2 separate regions of the Mus musculus genome follow, and region 1 is linked to region 2. The links are chromatin loops, found by intact Hi-C in ENCODE. Cell type or tissue: left cerebral cortex. All regions are shown on one strand. Each heading gives the region's core, and the rest is flanking DNA. Links, peaks and the distances in the headings are about the cores only. Region 1 holds the start of Mpeg1 (macrophage expressed gene 1). Region 2 holds the start of Fam111a (family with sequence similarity 111, member A).

What was found. Hi-C counts contacts between places; a loop is a spot of excess contacts. Peaks named below come from ENCODE experiments on the same cell type or tissue, not always from the same donor. Only the 100,000 strongest peaks of a DNase experiment are listed, where the experiment ranks them.
Region 1: a loop joins it to region 2, with 2.7 times the contacts of the local background. A loop is called at or near these places in 5 of 42 quality-filtered maps.

What each region holds. Positions count from the first base shown.
Region 1 is chr19:12,460,449-12,471,508 of GRCm38, forward strand. It overlaps Mpeg1 (macrophage expressed gene 1), which reads left to right and starts at 322. Exons shown (of 2, transcript NM_001374668.1): 1 at 322-413; 2 at 703-4,832. The coding sequence starts at 753. The coding sequence ends at 2,894. It overlaps Dtx4 (deltex 4, E3 ubiquitin ligase), which reads right to left. Exons shown (of 9, transcript NM_172442.3): 9 at 5,888-9,261. The coding sequence ends at 9,028. In left cerebral cortex, for the core only: CTCF peaks have their summits at 5,922 (motif pointing right) and 7,209 (motif pointing left); DNase peaks (open chromatin) are centred at 3,381, 5,934 and 7,227; H3K27ac peaks cover 280 bases.
Region 2 is chr19:12,565,747-12,576,806 of GRCm38, forward strand. It overlaps Fam111a (family with sequence similarity 111, member A), which reads left to right and starts at 7,779. Exons shown (of 4, transcript NM_026640.2): 1 at 7,779-7,834. It also overlaps the pseudogene Gm16274. In left cerebral cortex, for the core only: no CTCF peak of the experiment used is centred there; DNase peaks (open chromatin) are centred at 5,307, 6,016, 7,653 and 8,190; H3K4me3 peaks cover 958 bases.

The DNA of each region.
Region 1 (11,060 bases), core at 1,720-9,719, 100 kb before region 2:
CTCACCCAGGATGCCCAGAACAATTCAGGGTGAGGGTTCCCAGCAAACGGAATGCTTTCCTGAGCAGTTCAGCCCTAGATAAGTCTATCTCCAAAATAGGACTGTTTGAGTTTGTAACAATGAGACCTCACAAAGCATGCATCTGAGGTTATCTATTTATTTATTTATTTATTATTTTACACTTTTGTTCTCAGGGGGCAGGCCCCAACTTCAGTGTACCAATGAGACATCTAAGATTTGTCCTTGACACAGAGTAGCCTGGAGGCGGGGTATGTAAATAAGCACAAGGTTGCTACTAACTCCTGCGTTTCCAGTAAAAAGAAACTAATACTGTGATTTCACAAAAGAAGAGAAAGGCAGGTTTTGAAGTCAAAGAGAGTGAAACAAAAGCCAGACAGAGCCTTCTGACAGAGGTAAGTTGTTGAATCCACACTTTTACTGGGTGCCAAACCCCTGTGTAGAAGAAAGGCAGGGTGAGGGACATAGGGTGTGTGTGGGGGGGGGGGGATTGAAGAGTGTATCTTTGCATATCCAGAGTAGAATAATTTTTACAAGGTACTAATGGTCTCTAATATTCCAACCAGCTTTCACTTCTCTGTTTTGCAATTGGAGCAGCATAAAGAGGAACTGATGGTTTTAGGAGAACTGTAGAATTTTCTGTTTCAACAACCGCTTTCTTTTCCATCCTTCTGTTTGCCCCAGTCTTGTTGGTGAATGCTTAGGGCTGGTATATGGCCAAAACCATCTGCGCCATGAACAGCTTCATGGCCTTGGTCCTCATCTGGATGATAATAGCGTGTGCTGAAGCAGACAAGCCTCTTGGAGAAACGGGTACCACTGGATTTCAAATATGCAAGAATGCCCTGAAACTACCTGTCTTGGAGGTCCTACCAGGAGGAGGCTGGGATAATCTGAGAAATGTAGACATGGGACGGGTGATGGACTTGACATACACCAACTGTAAGACCACAGAAGATGGGCAGTACATCATCCCCGATGAAGTGTATACTATTCCTCAGAAAGAGAGCAACCTGGAGATGAACTCAGAAGTCCTGGAGTCCTGGATGAATTACCAGAGTACCACCTCACTTTCTATCAACACAGAACTCGCCCTTTTCTCCAGAGTCAACGGCAAGTTCTCTACTGAGTTCCAAAGGATGAAGACCCTTCAAGTAAAGGACCAAGCTGTGACTACCAGGGTTCAGGTAAGAAACCGGATCTACACAGTGAAAACCACCCCAACTTCAGAGCTCAGCTTGGGGTTTACGAAGGCACTTATGGACATCTGTGACCAACTAGAGAAAAACCAGACGAAGATGGCCACCTACCTGGCAGAGCTCTTGATCCTCAACTATGGCACACACGTAATCACTAGTGTGGATGCTGGGGCTGCACTGGTTCAGGAGGATCACGTAAGGTCCTCCTTCCTTCTGGACAACCAGAATAGCCAGAACACCGTGACCGCTTCTGCAGGGATTGCCTTCTTAAACATTGTGAACTTCAAAGTTGAAACAGACTACATTTCTCAGACCAGTTTGACGAAGGACTACCTGTCGAACAGGACCAACTCCAGGGTGCAGAGTTTTGGAGGGGTTCCCTTCTATCCAGGCATCACCTTAGAAACCTGGCAGAAGGGCATCACTAACCACCTAGTGGCAATAGACCGTGCTGGCTTGCCTCTGCATTTCTTCATTAAACCTGACAAGCTACCTGGCTTGCCAGGTCCCTTGGTGAAGAAGCTGTCGAAGACAGTGGAAACTGCTGTGAGACACTATTACACTTTTAACACTCACCCAGGATGCACAAATGTTGATTCCCCCAACTTTAATTTTCAAGCCAATATGGATGATGATTCCTGTGATGCGAAAGTCACCAACTTCACCTTTGGTGGAGTTTATCAGGAATGCACTGAACTGTCAGGTGATGTTCTTTGCCAAAACCTGGAGCAGAAGAACCTGCTCACAGGTGATTTCTCTTGTCCCCCTGGCTACACCCCTGTCCATCTGCTCTCCCAGACCCATGAAGAGGGTTACAGTCGTCTGGAATGTAAAAAGAAATGCACCCTCAAGATTTTCTGCAAGACAGTGTGTGAAGATGTGTTCAGAGTGGCCAAGGCTGAATTTAGGGCTTATTGGTGTGTGGCTGCTGGCCAAGTACCTGACAACTCAGGACTTCTCTTTGGAGGAGTCTTCACTGACAAGACCATCAACCCTATGACAAATGCACAGTCATGCCCAGCAGGCTACATCCCACTGAACCTGTTTGAAAGCCTCAAGGTATGTGTGTCCCTGGATTATGAGTTGGGGTTCAAGTTTTCAGTCCCCTTTGGTGGGTTCTTCAGTTGTATAATGGGGAACCCCTTGGTTAATTCTGATACAGCTAAAGACGTCAGAGCACCATCTCTGAAAAAGTGTCCCGGGGGCTTCAGCCAACACCTAGCTGTTATCAGTGATGGATGCCAAGTGTCCTACTGTGTCAAGGCTGGAATCTTCACAGGAGGGTCCCTGCTCCCTGTCAGGCTCCCACCTTATACCAAACCACCTCTTATGAGCCAGGTTGCCACCAACACTGTCATAGTGACCAATAGTGAGACTGCCAGATCCTGGATTAAGGATCCTCAGACCAACCAGTGGAAGCTGGGAGAACCTCTGGAGCTTCGTAGGGCCATGACAGTCATCCATGGGGACAGTAATGGAATGTCAGGAGGGGAAGCTGCTGGAATCACTTTGGGAGTCACCATAGCACTAGGAGTTGTCATTACCTTGGCCATCTATGGTACTCGGAAGTACAAGAAGAAGGAATACCAGGAAATTGAGGAGCAGGAGAGTTTGGTTGGAAGCTTAGCAACAGATGCAACAGTCCTTAATGGAGAAGAGGATCCAAGTCCAGCTTAATTGTCTCCAAAGGAAACAGTTTCCAGCCACAGCTTCAAGCACATCTTTTGCTTTGTTTTCTCTACTTCTGCCTTCCTAAGTGACTGAAGTGACAGTCGCCATAGGAAGAAAGCAGCTATTACAACCCTGGCAGTATTTTCTTAGGCCTCTGCACCAGGAAATTAAAGGAGCCATTTGAAGTGAGGTGTGGGGAGGGGTATGATTCATTTGGAAAAAGCTGGACTGGGACTAAGCCTCGGGGTGTATGCGTCCATTCTCATAGTTGTCTGTACCTGAATGCATGTGTGTGGAACGAGGGGTGGGGGAGAAATTGGATTTGGTGCATTTAGTCTGAATTTGAAAGGCTTTCCAGTTTGTAAGCTGAAGAGGTCTGTGCTTTAAGTACATTACTTCTTTTCTTGTGTTTTCAAAGAGGCCCTCAGGGTTTCAGTAAACAGTGCCCTGAAATGCCACAGGAGGCCTACATGCCCCCTACTCTTTAGCTTTAAGGACTTGGTGTTGATTGACAGTGCCCTCCCCATGAGTCACCTCACAGGCATTTGAAGGAGAAGCGGGTGGGGTTTATACAAATTCCATTTCCCAACTTCCTCACAGCTAATCTAGGTCAGTCTTGGGCTTCTGAACTGTGCAAACAAGTCCTGGGGGGGGGGGGGGGAATATAACATAATTTTCTGTTAGGGGATGAAGGATGAAGAAACAGTAAGGAAATGAGTAATAAATTAAGGCTAAAAACCGGGGTTCGGGAGACAATGAGAGTATTCTAGGAAACTTTGAATTCTTAGATCTGTCAATTAACAGGGTTATAAATGAAGAACTAAACAGAGCTCTAGTTTGGCAGATCAAGCAGTATGGTTTCACGTTCATGTGTCAAAAATGTAACTCCTTCCTCTCTCTGGACAGTCTTTCCCCTTGTCTTCTTACCACAGCTGAGGGTGCACAGGAATACACACAAACCCCTTGGACTGTAGCAAGAAGCTTTTATCTGCCTAGGGGTGAAAAATGCGCAAGTCACAGTGAGCCTGCACTTACATAGTACTTCCTCCCTAAAACTAAAGCTATTGGGAAAGCGCTGTCTTCTGTCTGTTAGGATTTGCCTTTTCGCGCTGCTTGGAAGAGGGGTGGGGTAATTTAAAACAAAACAAAATTTATGTCACAGTTAGCTGGGAAAAGGCCATGATATGTATTTCAGTTCCAGGATGGCTTCCATGGGTTATCTGGAAGGCCTCGTGATTGACAACTGGCAATAGTTGGGGTATTGCTCAATTTTCATATCTGAGAATTTAATTCTCTACAACACGGAAATTCCTCTACAGCTGTCTTAGAAATTATGTATCTATTCACCACAACACATCAGTGAGCTATCTTCTACGAAAGATGATGTATTCTTGCTTTAACACTTACAATCAAGCTCTTGTGCACAGAGTAGGCCCTCCTGAAGAGCTCCAAGTGTCTCAGCCTTCAGGAACAGGGAGAGACTTCCTCATTCGTTTCCATTTGAGATACAGAGAGGAATGAATGACTGAATTGGAATTCTGCCCTACCACCTGCCCAGCCAAGAGGGCTAATTGCACAACCTCTCCATCGAACCTGCCTCTTGAGCGTTAAAATGTTCTTCTTAACCTCTGTGTGCTTTGTGGGTTTGGGCTATATTTTAATGTTTCATTGAAGCCAGCCATCTTTCTGAAAATACTAGTTACAATCAAGCTCTTGTGCACAGAGTAGGCCCTCCTGAAGAGCTCCAAGTGTCTCAGCCTTCAGGAACGGGGAGAGACTTCTTTCTGTAAATTCTCTGAATCTGCAAAGCAAGGCACATCAGAAGACTCCCAGATCTTTAATGCAGAAACTTCCTGTTGAATTTTTTAATATTTGTCCCATAAACATGTAACTCTACTAACAAAAATGAGTATAAATATGCATTAAAATGTGTACTTGGCAAAATTTTATCTTGGTGTTCATCTGTATGAAGTCAGAATACAGGGGTTTCCAGTTCACCCTCAAGCCATGTCATAGGTCTCCTGGGCTCTGCCCAGTCTTGACTTTAAGGCTGGGGTCTGCAGAAAGACCAGGGCTGGTTTCTGAGAAAACCATACTCCAAGGGAGATCAGAGATGGAGATAGTCTGGTGAGAAGAGAGGCTAGACTTGTTGTTCAAGAGTTCCTTGTTGTTCTTGTGTTCCTATTATTACTGGGATGTTTAATAACAAATGCTTACTGGAAAAATTTAAAACTGCCTGAAAATAAGGAGCCATTTAAGTGGTCAGTATTCACGGCTGGGAAGATGGTTCAGTCGCGTGCCTGCTATTTGAGCATGAGAATCTTGAGTATGTATCCCCAGCACCCCTGTAAAAGCATGGATGGTGGTATGAACCTGGAATCTCAGCACTCGCAGGTATGGACAGGTGGCACATGGGGCTCATTGGTCCATCAGCCTATCCTAGCCAAAATGGTAATTTCCAGGTTCACTGAGAGAACCCTGCTTCAAAGGATAAGGTAGAAGACTGCAGAGGAGATAACTAATGTCAACCTTTAGCTTCAGCAGACCTTCACACACACACACACACACACACACACACACACATACTGCACCCCCCACACGTGTCCCTTTATACAAGCATGCATCGCCTCGCACATATGCACCTCCACACACATACATCCCCGCACACACATACATCCCCGCACACACATGCATCCCCCAACATGCAAGAAGCCAGTTTCCATGTTTTTAAAGATGACCCTTTCCCCCCAAGTTCACATATTCATTTCTGTTGCTTTATGGCCCGTTTCTTTGAGGGGAAACCCAGAGTTAAGTCAGGTGAAATGTGGGAGTAGAAGAGATGTGGGAAGTTTTAGAAAATAAAGAAAGAAGAGTTTCCCTTTATCGAACTAGTTGGACTGAGGTTGCCCGCAGATAAAGGAAGTAATCCTCATGCTTCTGAGCCAGCTGCCAAAGCACTTCTACAAAAGCAGGCCCTTAGGAGTAACGACAATTTGTGCTTGTTCATTTGCAGTTTATTGTTCTGCACGTACACCTCATGAGCACCAGGGGGCGATGTCCTCCCACAGAACAACACCAACAACTTCAAATCACAGCAGTTACTAACAGAACACCTGACATCTGGACATTCACCAGCCCTCTCCCAGAAACCCCCACTGAGATATAAGTGACCAACGAACAAGCAAGGGGGGGTGGGGCAGTGGTTATTTCTTGGGCCACAGCAGCCTTCTCCCAATCCTCTCATGCACACAGCAATGCGATGCCAGGACAAGTACTTTTGACTGAAGTATAAAATCACACAGAAGTCTAAATCTTACAAAAAGGACAGGGGAATGGAAGCACAAAGGCACAGACAACCACAGATATACCACATAGCTTTTCAAGGGATAAGCATCTCATAGCTGTGTCTCCAATCCCATTTGTTCACCCCGGGAGTCTCATGAAGGAAGAACATGGCTGCTGGTGCTGAGACTGTAAAAGAAAGGGCATGGGGGCTCCCTGCTTGGCCCAGTAGAGCACACCAGGGCTTCTCTGGGGAAGCACTCTGGGTCAAAGTCGCTTGTGTCCAGGGCCTAATCTCATTGAAATGAATTCTGTATATTTGGGGGTTGGCACAAGAGAAGGAGTAAGGTACCAGCTACTGCTTGACCCACACATTGTTGAGATTGCCAAGCTTCCATCAGACCAGAAAGCTGAAAGAGTGAAACTTGAGGGTGAGGTAGCCTCTCAGAGCATCCTCGGGGAATAAGGAAATGAGACATAGACATTTTAAAGTCCTCTGGGGAAATTCTTGAAGACTAACCCTCAAAATGGTCTTTCTTGTAGAACAGTCACTCCCTGAGATGTCCTTCTGGGCTCTTCCTTCTGCCTCATGCTATGCTTTTCCTGCGTCTACCTCCTTTGCTACGTGAAAACATCCCCCACTGGCCATTCCCACATCTCAGAGCCTGTTTTCATTTCTTCACTTCCTACTGCTTCACTTTCCTATCCATGAACTCCCAGTCTAATTTCTCATCCTTGTTGCCAAGAAGCAGGGACTGTAGATAACAACGAGTAACTGAAGACAAACATGATTGTAAGCCTTCAATGAGGGTCCGATTATCTCTGAAATTCGGTAACCTGATAAAAGGGTGTGACATTAACGCCCGTGGCTACTTGCCTTCCATTTAGTTCTGCTGTATCTTTCTCTACTTTAGCAGGAGTTTTCCCCGAGGTGCAGTGAATGCAGCAATCTTCTGCTCTGCTTGTGAGACAAAATGGCCTCCCATTGATAGGACAGGCTGGACTAAGATGGCAGAACATTCCCTCCAACCACAGCTCCCCCTAGTGGAAGGCGATTAAAATTCCATTAGCCATTTGTAGAGTGAAAGAAAACTCAGCACCAGGGAAGTGGGTTAGGGACACTTGGGTGATTCTACTGGCCACAGCAATATCAACAATGGTGGAAGCCCAACAGGAGGCATCTCTGGTGCAGGGTGGTATGAAAATGTGGACTCCAGTTCTAACGTAAGTACAAATGTGGAAGGTTGTTGAATTTCTCACTTATTTTTACCAAGCATCAAACGTTTCAAATCTTATGATATATATGTATGTGTATATATACACATATATATAGTCAAACCCTCGAGACATGAGGTATATAAGTTCAAATTAGTATCCAGAGGAACTTTCCCCAAACACAAAGTTCAAAGAACCCACTTACAAAGGGGAAATTATTTTCCCTTCTTGATTCTCCATTCTCTTTTACCTGACACCTAATCCATTCTTTAATGGAGCCAAAGTTGAGATGTTGGGGATAGATTGGATCTTGGGACACCACCCAGATGCCGGTTAGGGAAGACCAGAATGTGTTCCTAACTGTGTTAGGAATGAGCTAAAGCGACTTCTGCCACCATGGTTTTGGCCAATCTGTGCTAGATGGGGGCTAGAGCAAGGGGCTGGGACAGGGAACAATAATGTCTCTGGTCTTGAATTAGCAAATCTGTGGGGAGATGAATTGAGCTCTTATATAAAGAAGACTGGATGGAAGCTGGCTCTGATCTAATATTAATAAGAAGGAGAAGGGTCAATCTAGCTCTTGAATCAAGACATCTTCCCAAGTACAATTCTATGTCCATTAGGGTCCAAGTTTATTACGAGATGGGCTGGCAAAGGTGAGAAAAGTCAAAGGGCCATGCCTTTACTATAGAATCCCCAACAGAATTGGGATTTGGCACGTGAAACAGAATTTAGAGACGTGATGGGACTTTCCCAATAACCTGGCCCAATAATGCACACACACCCACACAAACATATGCACAAACACAGATGACAAAGAGCCTGGTGTGGGCTCCAACTCACAGTGACTTGATGAAACTGAGCTGGTTTGCAATGAGTTGGGAAGAAGGCTATGGGCTCCTCTCCCTGAGGATAGTGCAGATGCTCACTGGGATGCAGGCTCTGATTGGATCAGAGAGCGGTTGCTTGGAAACAGCATCATGGGATGCCACCCCAGAGAGGAATTCCTGAGCCCTCCCACCCACTTGAGAGAATCAGATGCCTATGGACAGGTCAATAGATGAGGAGGAAGGAAGGGCCCAGGCTCCTCCCAGAGGCATTTGACTCTGACCCTCTTAACATGAACTGCTTCCTTACACTGCACCAAGGCATCCAATTTCTGATGTCACAGCAGTCTACACCTCTCTCCCCAATTGTGCACAGTGAGAGCTCCCTGACTCCAGTGGAGGAGAAAAAAAAAAAAAAAGCAGAAACTCCACTCTCAAGGCAGAGTGGAAGCAGCAAGAAGCCAGCTGAGGATAGGGATCTCAGCTTCACAAGGCCAGGATATGGAATACCTCAATAGTGCCCATACATTAAATATGCTGAACATACTCCCTGCTTAGGGGTGGGGAGAGGTGCAGGTCCTTGACTACCCAGAACTGAAGACTCCATGGGGACAGAAGGAGGTTGGCCCTCATCCCGTGTCTGGTTCGTTTTGGATGAAGTGTAAGAACGACATCATCTTAATCCAGCGCCCTCTGTGACTGAGAGGGATGGGAGATGGGAATAATACAAGAAGGGACATGAGGGAGTCAGGAGGCATGGCATCAACCTTGACTCTCTCCATTTTCTGCCCTGTGGTCCCCAGTACCCTCCCTCCTCAGTCCTTTTCATGGGAAGTGCTGTCTTCAGAGATACCCTGGGCAGCCAGTTCAGCCAGCACGTTATCCAGGTAATTGGCATCTGGGTAGCCATGGCCAGTGAGATTAGAGCCAAATTCTGTTTTGTGGTGAACCTCATTCCAGATGACAGTATCGGACTCGCCCGTGGTGCTGGAGGTTCCAATGGCAAAGATGAGACGGCGGTCCCAGGCCACTAGAAGCAGCTTCAGAACCTAGGGCAACAAGGGTGAGAGACCACAGGAAGTTGTTCAGTCACAGCCACACACCAGTTGTCAGATGGTGGATTTGACTTGATGTCCGCAACCCTTCCTTCATCATGATGCCCTAAGCAACCCAGAGGAGAACAATATGAAATTGGACACTTAGCACTTACAGATTGAATCTCACCTCTGTCATTGAATAACTGGGTAACTCTTGCCAAATTCAAACATCTGCATGGAATTTGTTTATTTATTAAATGGCAACTCTATCACCCACCCCAAGGGTTGTGTGCATGCATAGTATATGCATGTGCGAGTGTATGGATGCCTACAACTGTATGTGTATGTACTTGGAGACCACTGGCTGACCACTGGCTCCACCCTGTTGCTTTGTTTTGTTTTTGAAACAGGATCTCTCACTAAACCATCATTAATAAGTGGCAGAAACAAAAGTATGACCCAGCTTCAAAGCCCTTGGTGTTATTATACCCAACCTGCAACAAAGCCAAAGTTTAGGGTCATGGACCAGTGGGTAGGAAGAACACTAACTAATAATGGCATATCTAAGGGAATTGGTGAGAAGAGATGGTTTAAATCTGTACTGCAAGGAGGGTTTTCTTTTTTTTTCTTCCTTTTTTTTTTTTTTTTACTTTTCTTTTCTGTTTTTTTAAAGATATTTTCTTCACTTACATTTCAAATGCTATCCCCAAAGCCCCCTATACCCTCCCCCCACCTTGCTCCTCAACCCACACACTCCCGCTTCCTGACCCTGGCATTCCCCTGTATTGGGGCATATGATCTTTGTAAGACCCAGGACCTCTCAGGAGGGTCTTAATATTCTGCTAAGACAAGCACACTTTTTAAAGAAGAAAAGGAAAGGCCACTGAAACATGGATGTGTTCCTTTAAACTTTAATTTTAATTTCTTTTAACCAAAGGAGCTTTATCCCAGAAGTAGAGTTTGGGATAACTGACATGGTGTCAGGCCTTCTGGAGAGGTTATTAAAGGATCAAATGGCTTAGAATGTAGGGCAGGGGGAGGAATGAGCTGAGTGGATCTGGGCACTTAAAGCAAGAGTTCAAGATGGTGAATGTGCATAAGTCCAAGGATTGGGGATCTGTGTTAAATAAAGAAGGTCTAAGGAAGCCCTCGCAAACATGAATGTGGTCTTGTGCTTGTTTGAGACAGTCGTATGTACCCCAGCCTGGCCTCAAACGTAACAGGTAGCAAAGGATGACCCTGAACAGCGGAGCTGAGATTACAGGCATGTGCTAGTTGCTTGGTTATAAGTGTCAGAGATGGAAGCCACGGTTGCTTACATGGCAGGCACGTGTTCTACCAATGGAACTCTGACTGAAGTCTCAACAGCAGATTTACAGTGGAGACATTAGGCTGCAGACCTTGGGCTAAGGCACAGAAATTTGTTTCTTGATGGAATGCTGCCTGCCTTAATTCTGACTCTTAGTTTGAGAACAGAGCACTACTGAATCTTTCTTGATACTGCTGTTTCTTTGTTACAAACTATCCTCTGCCTCCCTGGAAGGACAGAGCAGAGCCACACCCTTTGACATTGAAGCAGGACAGAAAATAGGGTGTATTATGAGATACAGGGAGGGAATGGAAACCCCCACTCTTCTGGTTGAAACCTCTGGCTAGCTGAGAATCAAGAAATCCAGCACGATTAACACTTGGTGTAAACGTTGCTCACACAGAGCTATTTCTTTTATGTGATATCTCTTCAATAAGAATATTAAAATCGTGATACTCAATACGACCTTGAGTAGAAATATTTTCCTATTTTATGGGTATCT
Region 2 (11,060 bases), core at 1,303-9,302:
TCTTTCCAGTTTCTAGCTATTATAAATAAGGCTGCTATGAACATAGTGGAGCATGTGTCCTTATTACATGTTGGGGCATCTTCTGGATATATGCCCGGGAGTGGTATTGCTGGATCTTCCAGTTCTCTCAGCATGAAAATTTCCTCAAGCCCCAGAAATAAAATGGATCTTTGCCAGCAGAGAAGGGCACCTAACTAATTGGGCCTAAGGGGAAACAAGGTCACTAGGTCACGGGTGGATTGACTTTTTACAGAAAGAGCAGTTTGTAGTGTTGAGCACAGCCAACCAACCACCAGCCAGAGCAAAAGGATATAGGTGGCTTCCAGTACCCCACCCTCATCCAATATCCCTGCACTTGCCCTCTACTCCTTACTCTTTCTTGCAAGACCAACCACTTTAAATAATGGGTCAGAGTCAGCTCTACCTTCCAGGTTTCTCTATCTGGAGTTAGAATTAGCTCTACAGGGGACAAGGATCCTAGAACATATGACTGGATAGGGCTTTGAAAAGGCCCTTTTAGGGATTTTAACCTGGAACCTGCTACTGTCCAGCTTTGAATTGGCCACTTGGGAAAGAGCCTACTTAGGGTGGAGGGTGGAAGTGAACCCCAGTTGCCCCTACATCAAGGCCAGCTTGGGCAAGCCAAAACTCCTGGTTATGCAGTTCCATCTGTTGTGGCAAAGGGGCAAATGAGGCTTGCTGAGTTCGTGGGAAGATGGGAGTTAGGACACTCAGGTCATTTCTTAGGAGGCAAAAAACCCTGTAGGGTCTGGTGACCTACCAAATGTCCTTATTACAAGTCCATGTTCCAGATGTTCATCAGTTTACTTAGTTCTTACTTGTTACTGTTTCAGATAGTATGTTTTTTTCTTTAATGAACTGTTAATTTAATGTAGGTGTGATTGTTCAATACATAACCAATTTAAAAAAAAAAGAATAAAACTGCCGGAGGAGGTTTCAGAGTATGCACAAGGAGTCAGTGTTGAGTCAGGAAAATCTACGTGTCACAGGAGATGGAAAGAGCAAGGCTACTATGGTTATAATGTTAAATTAGTATTTACAGACACACTTTAAGAAAGCATTGCTGGTTGCCAGGCGTGGTGGCGCATGCCTTTAATCCCAGCACTTGGGAGACAGGGGCAGGCAGATTTCTGAGTTCGAGGCCAGCCTGGTCTACAAAGTGAGTTCTAGGACAACCAGGGCTACACAGAGAAACCCTGTCTCAAAGCAAGCAAACAAACAAACAAACCAAAACCCAAAACAAACAAAAACAAAAACCAAGAAAGCATTCTAAATTTTGAGTTATTCCTTACATCAAATGGAGCTGTGGCCTGCCCTTCTTACTGCTCCTGGGGACTAGCTGATAAAGCAGGTGGCTCAGCTTTCTGTATGGCACCACAGGCCTTGCTGTTGTGCGTTATACAGAGGAACCGTTTGACTGAGTTCTTCTCTCTCACTTCCCCTTCAGCTCTGGCCTTGCTAGCCCCTGAACACCAAGTTAGTAAGGAGCTTATCCACCAACCATAATGTAAATTCTTCTTGGCAGAGCTCCAGGAGTCAGGCTTTGAACCAAATTCCTACCAGAAACTCTCTCGGATTGCTAACTTCCACAGCTGCTGTGGAAAGCATGTCCTATCCGGACTTTTGCTTTATGTGTAACTCTCTGTCCTGATGTACCCATGCTCACAGCTTGGAATGGAGAGAATAGCCATATGCATATATTAGTAAAGGTTTTTTTTGCAGTTGAAGAGTTGAAAAACACATCCTGCTTACCCTGATCCAAAAATCTGGACCCCATTTGAGATAGAGGTGAGGGATGATAAACATGCATGAAACAGGCAGGAAAACAGCCAGTAAACCTTGGAAACAAAAGAAGTTTGAAACAAGTATAAAAAAAGAAATCAAGAAAGCTGATCCAAAATGATAATTAGAAACCCAAAATGATAATTAAGTTTACTAATTGGGGGTTTTGTTTGAAGAGTATTTTTATTGGTATCTTTAAAGCAAATTATCCTGTTTAGTAGTGCTGAATACCACTACAAAAACAAACACCATTTGAGGATGGGAGAAATACCTGTATTCAATACCTCTGTATTAAACCATGCTGGGGCATGACATCAGATATAGTATTCTCGTGGACTCAAAAACATTTCAAAAAACACATAAGCAATAAATGAATAGTGTAGGTATATGCTATTCTGTAGCACATTTTAAGTGCTTTTCATATCAATAGACTTGCATAGTTTGTTCAGTTCCAACGGAAGCTATTATTAGTCCTCCATTACATATAAAAAAATTGAAATTGCATGTAGGTTAGTCTTTTGTTCAACATCACAGAACTCTGTTATATGTGCAGCTGGAGCCATGGGTCCCTTTCAAATTACTCTTTGGTTGGTGGTTTAGTCTCTGGGAGCTCTGGGGAAGGGCTTGGGAATAGGAGAGTGGTATTGTTGAGTGTTTTCTAAGATGCTGTCCTGCTTTTAAAATGTGTTTCCAGTGGTCACTCTCTATGAAGGAACAAAACCTGCCATCCTTCCTCAGAGTCCCTGATGAGTTCTCCCTTGAAGCCACAGACAACAGTTTGTTCCCCTCTTTGTGAATTTTCTACATTTCAGAACCCTTTTCTTTTTCTTCCAAACTTGCATGAATATAAAATTGGACACAATTGGTAGATGCTTGGTCCTGGGGTTCAAACAATCGTTTATTTTCCTCTGTTTTACTTTTACATTGACTAAATGCAATGACTATGTAGCTGCCATCTAGAAAACAGCAGAGGGGCATGGCATGATTTGTGTATCCTTCAATTTCTTCTTTGCCACACCAGCATTTCTTTGCCCTATTGACTTTCTATCTTGTCTTTGGCAGGACTGAGAGTGTTGAGTTGTGCATATAAGCTACTTGTCCCATGAATGTACTCCCCATGAATGAGCACATATTTCATGTTTTTGTGTGTGTGTGTGTTTCCTATGGTTCACACCAAAGGTATTTTTCATATTTGGGGGAGGAGTCTGATCTTGCCAAGTTTTCTCAGGTGAAAGTGGTCTTTTGGCCTTTGGTGTTGGTTATATCCTTTGGCATTTTAAAATTAAATTACTTTATATATGTACATTTCAAAAGTTGTCCCTCTTCCTGGTTCCCTCTCCCCAAGTCCTTCATCCCATCCTCCCAGCCTCTCAGAGGGTGCCTCCCACCTGCCCACCCCCTATCTCACCCCTACCAGCATCCCTCTTCCCTGAGGCATCAAGTTTCCACAGGACTAAGGGCATCCTCTCCTAATGAGGCCATACAAGGCAGTCCTCTTTGACATATGTGCCCAGGGAAATGAACCAGTCCATGTATGCTCCATGGTTTTGGGGTTAGTCTCTGGGAGCTCTGAGGGGTCTGGGTTAGTTGACACTGTTATTCTTCCCATGGTGTTGCCATCTCCTTCAGCACCCTCAATCCTTTCTCCAACTCTTCCATATTGGCGTCTGATCTCAATTCAATGGTTGGCTGAAAGCATCTGCATTTGTCTCAATCAGTTGCTGGTAGAGCCTTTTAGAGTGTAGCCATGCCAGGCTCTTGTCTGCACACACAACATGGCCTCAGTAATAGTGTCAGGACTTGGGCTACATGCATAGGATGGATCCCATGTTGGTCTGATCACTGGGTGGCCTTTCCTTCAGTGTCTGCTCCATTTTTGTCCCTGTATTTCCTTTAGACAGGAACAATTCTGGGTTAAAATTTTGAAGATGGATGCCCTTGTCTCAAATGGGGGGCCATGTATATTTACTAGAGATCTCTTTCACTTCCATTTCCCCATTGTCCCCATTTTTGTTTAGATAAACTCAGTTGATATTTTATCTTCTGTCCTTGCATCTATAGTAAACTGTTAGTTCCCTTTTTATGACTTTTGGTTAGTGGCTTTACAACCTCTTGGAATGTGTTCTAAGTTGTAGATGTATTCTTGCTATCTCATAAGCAATTAACTCATGAGTCTTGAAGACTGGCAGAGTTCTCACTGCAGTTTTGACATCAGAGAGAACTTAATAACAGTCCTATTATAAAATATCTTAATAATTACTAATATTATTTCAAGAATTCTTATATAATCATCATTAATAATTAAGACCTACATAGCATCACTATAAGATTACTACATCTTTGTTTTTCTGCAAAGTTCTGCTCAAAAGGGTGGGCTAACACCTAGGGATTGTTATATATATTTAATAATAATAGTAAAATCATATTAATAGCAGGAATTTTTCCTAAAATGTAATATTCTTGGTCTTGCCTAGAGAAGCAAATCCATCAATAACTTTAACAGTTCATGGTGGAACCAATTGAGGAAGATCACCTGCTAGTTTTAGCTCCTCTTTGATGACTCCTGGTAGACTATACATTCTTTCGTAAGTTTCCATCATCTCCCATTTTTATAGAACTTTATCTTAAGAACCAGGAAAGAGGGAAATGAGAGGACATAAGTCAAGGTCTGTAAGGAGGAAAGTCTCAATGAAAACAAAAAGTGTTGACCGTTATTGTTTATAGTCTGCTTTAAAAGAACCTAGAGTCATCAGGAGATGGGTCTCTGTGCATGCATGTGGGTTTCTTAATTACATAAATTTTGGTAAGAAACAGCCTAGACATGCTGGCAATATTCCCTAGGTTAAACCCTGTATTGTTTATGTTGATGGGGGGAGAGGGGGGCTGAGCATGCCTGAACTGCTCTCTACTATTCACTGCAGATGCAACATCACTCTCTCCAGGTTCTGCTGCTGAGACTTCCTGCCCATGAGGGGTTATAGCAATCTGTGAGTCAAACAAACCTTTCTGATTTTAAGTTGCTTCTGTTGGGGTATTTCACTAAAGCAATAGAAAAAGGAAACGAAGACAGAATCTGTCTTAGTTTCTCTAAAAGACTCATTTTCTCTAAGTCATATCCATCATGAGAAGGATGCCAACAGTCAACGGGTTTGCACATCAGCAAAGTCACTAGCTAGTCATGCAATTAGCAAAGTGGGAGCTTGGTTAAAAATTAAGGCTGTCATCATTTGTAATGACAGTAACATTCTCCGTTAAACAGAAAGAAGAATGCAAAGCAATATAAATCTTCTCTGTCCAGGCAGAGTCTCTCAAAATGCATCCCTGCAGTTTAGATTTCGTCAGAAACACCCTTATTGCAAACATGGGAATATGGTAATAGACCTCCATACATTTAAATATTTCTGGATAAATATAGAATTCTTTAAAAAGGATGTTTTTTCCCTTTTTGAAGTATTATACAGTTCACTTTGGTCTCAAATTCACAATCTTCTATTCTGTACCCTGTGATGATGGGATCACAGCATTGTGCCACTGTTTCTGCCTGATGAACTGAAAGTGAAAGACGTGTCACATGTGTTCCTCAAGCCTGCTGTTACAGGGTAGGAGAGAAATAAACTCATCTCCACTTGTCATGGATTTTCTAGCTATTTTGATGCCTTGCTTTCTAAAACCTGGACACACACACACAAGAAAAAAAAAAGAAAATGTTTTGACATTGCACCTCAAATGCATGGCATTTATCTGCAGTTTTGATATAATAAAAAACATTTTAGTTTCAGAGGACACAATCATTTGCCATGACAGAGCCTAAGAGTATTAGGCTCTGAATATCTCACACTACCACGATCAATTTAAAAATAACAGGAATTACAAATCATTTGGTCATTAATATCTCTCAATATCAATGGACTCAATTTCCCAATAAAAAGACACAAGCTAGCAAAATGGACGTGAAAACAAGATCCATCATTCTGCTGCATATAATAAGTAAATATACTCTGACATCAAAGACAGACATTACTTCATAGTAAAGGGCTAGAAAAAGATTTTCCAAGCAAATGGACCCAAGAAGCAATCTGGTATAGGCAGTCTAATTGCTATTGAAATAAGGAAGGTGGGTGTGTTTAAAACGTAAACAGTCTTCAGATGGCTCCCATTTGACTCTCTGTATGAGTTACATAATATCATGAAGAAACTATCCAGGAGTGAATATTGTACAAATTCCCTTCTTAGCAGACAATGTTTTTAAAATCATCTCACTTCTTCTGAACATAAAATATACCCTAGAAAGAACCACGCCACAGCTGTGCTAGCACATGCATGTGAAAATCATCTGGTAGGCCACAGGAAGTCTTGAGTTTTGTCACAAATGTGTAAAATCTAGTCTAGAGGGAGACTGTGGGACTGAGTAATGATGTAAACTGACTTACATTGTTAAAAACCATTCTAGAATCTATGTGAACTACAAACTCTGGGGTGTGGTAGATGTGGAAAAGAGCATATAGCTAGATATATGTTTTAGGTTTTCAGAGATGTTTGGGTTCTCCAAGGTGGTAGCAATAGTTGTAATCTGCTCAGTCTCTGTGAGCTGCTATGGAAACAGGTTAGTTGATTCTGTGGGTTTTCTTGTGGTATGCTTGACCCCTCTGACTCCTACCATCTTCCTCCCTTTCTTCTGCAGGATTGCCCAAGCTCTTCCTAATGTTTGGCTGTGGGTTTCTGCATCTGTGTTTCCATTCATTGCTGGGTAAAGCCTTTCTGCTAATGATTATGTTAGGCGTCTGTCTGCAAGTATGAATGAATATCTTTAGTAGTGTCAGGGGTTGGCTTCCTCACATGATATGGGTCTCAAGATGGACCAGTCATCCCTGGCCACCTCCACAATTTCTGCACCACTTTTCCCCAGACTATCTTGTAGGCAGGACAATTTGTAGGTAGAATGCTTTGTGGCTGGGTTAGTGTCCCAAACTGTTCATTGGAAATCTTGTCCAGTTATAGAAGATTACTGGTTCAGGCTCTGTATCCCCCATTGCTGGGGTCACCCTTATAGATTCCTGGGACTTTCCACTGCCCTAGTTCTTTAGCCATGCCCTAAGCATCCTCCTTCTTGCCCCATAACAGTTGTGTCTCCCAGTAATCTCTTCCCACTCCCTGCCTGGCTCCCTCCCTCCTCTTCCTCCTTTTTAATCACAGCTCATATTTCTGGAGTGGACACTCTCTTTATGAGTAGAAAATATTTACTCCCAATGATGCACATCTGGAAAAAAATCAATTTATTAGGTCATCGAGATGACTCAGCATCTGCTGCCAAGTCTGACTGAGTTTGATCCACTAGACTCACATGGTAGGAAAGAGCCTGAATTCCTGAAAGTTGTGACATGTGGCATACACACACATACACATATTACACACAAATAATAAATTTAATACATTTTTGAAAAATGAGTCTTTGACAAGGATTTGCAGCTTCTTTCTGATTTGTTCAAGTACTGAAGCTGGTCTGCTGTGGGGATGTTACCCCCTAGAAAGGCCCTGAGTCCTCCAGCCTTCCTCCTCCTAGCTCATTCTCTTCCTGCCTGCAGCCAGAAAGCATGTCACTAACCTGCTGCCCTGGTCTCTCTTGCTATTTGGAAGAAAATCCCTGGACCTGCCTGAAACCAGGAGGGAACCCAGATCTAGTCCTGGCTCCTCAGCTTCCCACTGAGTCCAGTTAGCATACCTCATTTGACTAGGCTCTAAAAGGAGATCCCTGGAGAGTAGAGGACCACACCCACTCGATTGGCGGGCTTCCTTGACTAGGCGGCCCTTAGAGACCAGGGCGGATGCACACTGCGCTTGCTCTGGTCCAGTCCCGCGCTCTGAATGCAGCCAATGGACTGAAGCACAGCTGGTTGCTGTTCAGAGAAAGGACCAATCCGCAGTCTCTCCACCCTCTGAACAAAGACGTCAAATGACAGTCTGGTTCTGTTTTTTCTAAAAGACCCGGGATTCCAGCGGCTGGAGCGAAGCTGCCATAGAGTGGAAAGATCCAGTAAGTAAAAAGCCACTTTAAGATTAATTTCTTCATGTCAGAATGTGGTGTGCAGCAAATATTCACCAATATATTTAGCAAGTCTATTTCATCTTGGAATAAAAATACACAAGTGACAAATACTGATTTCTTTCTCAGGCTTGCCTAGCAGGTGGAGTGGAAGCTATCCATATTCGAATAGGTGGTTACTACATTAACCTGATTTGTCTGCTGTTTCCATCAACATAACCCAGTATGTTCTGCTGAGGACTAGAAAATACCAGTCATCTTTAGTGTTCTTTAAGGGCACTGTGACGGTTTCCTCCCAAAAGCAGACTTAATGCTAGATGTTGGGTTCAAGTGTAGCTGGTCCTAGCTGTGAGCCAGGGAAGGTGGCAGGTCCATAAACAAACTGTGCTACTCTGAAATGAAGAGTGGGTGAAATCTCAGGCACACTGGTGGCATGGGGGAACTTCTAGCGCTGGAAAGCCCTTGGGACAGAGGCAGAAGGGCTAACCCATCTGAAGGACCCAGGGAGCCCAGGGTTGTTTTCAGCATTCTAGCCTCAGCGTGCTGGTATTGATGATGTGGTAGTGTAGGAAGAGGCAGGCTTAGATCAGCTCTGGTCTTTGCCTCTGGAAAGCCTTTCTGAGAGAAAAGTAAGTAGGCAAGAATGTGCACATGGCTAGCCAGAAAATAAGCGCCTTTAAGAGAGGGGGAAGTGAAGGTGGGGGAGGGAGACAAGGGGCTGGAGAGGAAGTTATTAGGCAATAGGGAGGGACGGATGTGGCTCAGAAGCCAGAAAGAGGCTTAAAGGGGCTTGGTGGGGCAGGGCGTTATTCAGAAATAGGGAGAGTGAGAAAGGCCAGGGGAAAGAAAAAGGGGGCAAGAGAAAGGGGAAGAAGATGGAGAAAGCAATTCCAGGAAACTGTTAGGGAGACCGAGGATGGGACTTGGTACAGGCCATATTGGTTTATTGCTCTACTAAAGAAAGATAGTACATGTAAGTACTTTGTCTTCTCAAATTATAATGTGGTATACTCGGAGGAATTTGTATTCACATCATTCTAACTGAAAAAGCAAGGAGGAGTGGAGGCAGGAGGGGATCATATGCCGGGCATGGTGGCGCACACCTTTCATCCCAGCACTGGGGAGGCAGAGGCAGGCAGATTTTTGAGTTTGAGGCCAGCCTGGTCTACAAAGTGAGTTTCAGGATCCCCAGAGCTATACAGAGAAACCCTGTCTCGAAAAACAAACAAACAAACAAACAAACAAACAAACAAACGAAGGAGGGGATCATACAATGAACTTCCAAATACCTATCATATAGCAAATAATTCTGTATTAGAGGATATTTCCACCATTTTTTTTTGAGACAAAGTCTCATTTAACTCAGGCTGGCTGTGGACATTTTAACCTGATCCTCCTCCACATTCTAATAAAATATGACCCAGCATGAATACCGAAAATCGTTTGTGTGGGGGTAGATATGGAATGATTCAGAATTGTTTAAGCATGTGCCTGTGAACTGCCAAATTCATATTTCTTTCTGTTAGCTTTTATATTTTACAATATGAACCATCAACAGACAGGGAACCTCACATTGTTTTTCTGGTTGAACAGAAATTTCTGCCCACCAAGATCAGCTAGTCCAGACCAGTTCCTCAAGTACTCATGCACTATCATTTTCTTAAGTCCAAGGCGTGTCCCTGTGGGTAAATATTGGCCTCAATCCCAGCACTAGCAGGAATATTCTCTGAGTAATCGTTCACAGATGGCCGTTCAATTTTCACAGCAGATGAGGATGACTCTGCCCCTCCTTTTAGGGTGAGGAAGAGGCAGAAAGTAGCCAGTAGCCGGGCGGTGGTGGCCCAAGCCTTTAAAATCCCAGCACTCGGGAGGCAGAGGCAGGCAGATTTCTGAGTTCGAGGCCAGCCTGGTCTACAAAGTGAGTTCCAGGACAGCCAGGGCTATACAGAGAAACCCTGTCTCAAAAACCAAAAACCAAAAAAAAAAAAAAAAAAAAAAGAAAGAAAAAGAAAGGAAGGAGCCAGCCAGTAAGCCCAGGTCCCTGCAGCTCCAACATGGCTGCCTAAGCTAAGCCCGTACTCTTGGCATTCACCCTGCTGTGCAAATTCTCATAGGATGTCCCTGCCATATTTTTAGTTGCTTCTGCTTTTCACAAACACAGAACTAGTTCAGGGGGGCTAGTAGACATCCTTCCTAGCTCCTTAGCAGCAGTTACTGGTAGAAATCTAGGACTCAGGTGCTACAATGGAGGGGTTAAGATCATGGACACAGGCTTTACATGGCTCCCACCGGGTATGTGCTTCAATTACACATAGAGAAAAGAAGCAAGCCGTGGGTGGCTGTCCGCAGACAACCTTTCTGTTTTCGTCTGATCACTTTCTACATGGATGGAAACACGACTAAAATGCATAATTAAGTTGGGTGTGCTGTGCTCACTTTCGTCCCAACTCTGAGGAGGGTGAGACAGGAGGGTGGCCAGTTTGAGGTCATCTTGGCCTACAAAACAAGACATGTTTTAAAGGAAAAAAAAAAAATAAAGGTGATGTCTGTATCTTAGTTGCATTTTGATGTGAATAAATTGGCACTGCAATTGTACAAAAAGACAATCCTAACTTGTTGAGTGTGACTTTCATCTACTAGTTAAAAACACACTACAGGGTTTCATATGTGGCCCAGCTGTTAGAGCGATCACCTTTTATTCACAAAGCCCTGGATTTGAATCTCTGTACCGCTTATGGCAGATGTGATAGTACATATCTATAATCCAGACTGTTGAAAAGTGGAGGCAGGAGGATCAGGAGTTCAAAAGTCCATAGCCAGCCTGAGTTATATGAGACATTGTCTCAGAAAAAACAAGAACATATATTTTCGCTCGCGCGCGCGTGCGCACATGTGTGTGTGTGTGTGTGTGTGTGTGTGTGTGTGTGTGTATGAGAAAAAACTTACAAAGAAAAATTATTTGGTATATGATAGGTATTTGGAATTTCATTATATGGTCGTCTCCTGTTTCCACCTCCTTCTTGTCTTTTCGTTAGAAAATAATGTAAATATAAATTCTCCAAGATATCCTCACTGGAGTTTTGTGATTTTTGAATAGAAGTTTGAGCTCTGTAGAATGAACTGAAACTTTTAAAGCAAGGTTCCGAGAACTATGTGATGGAGCTTATGGAAACTTATCAGTTCACTGCCTACAGCACTCATTCCTTGACTGTGTCTT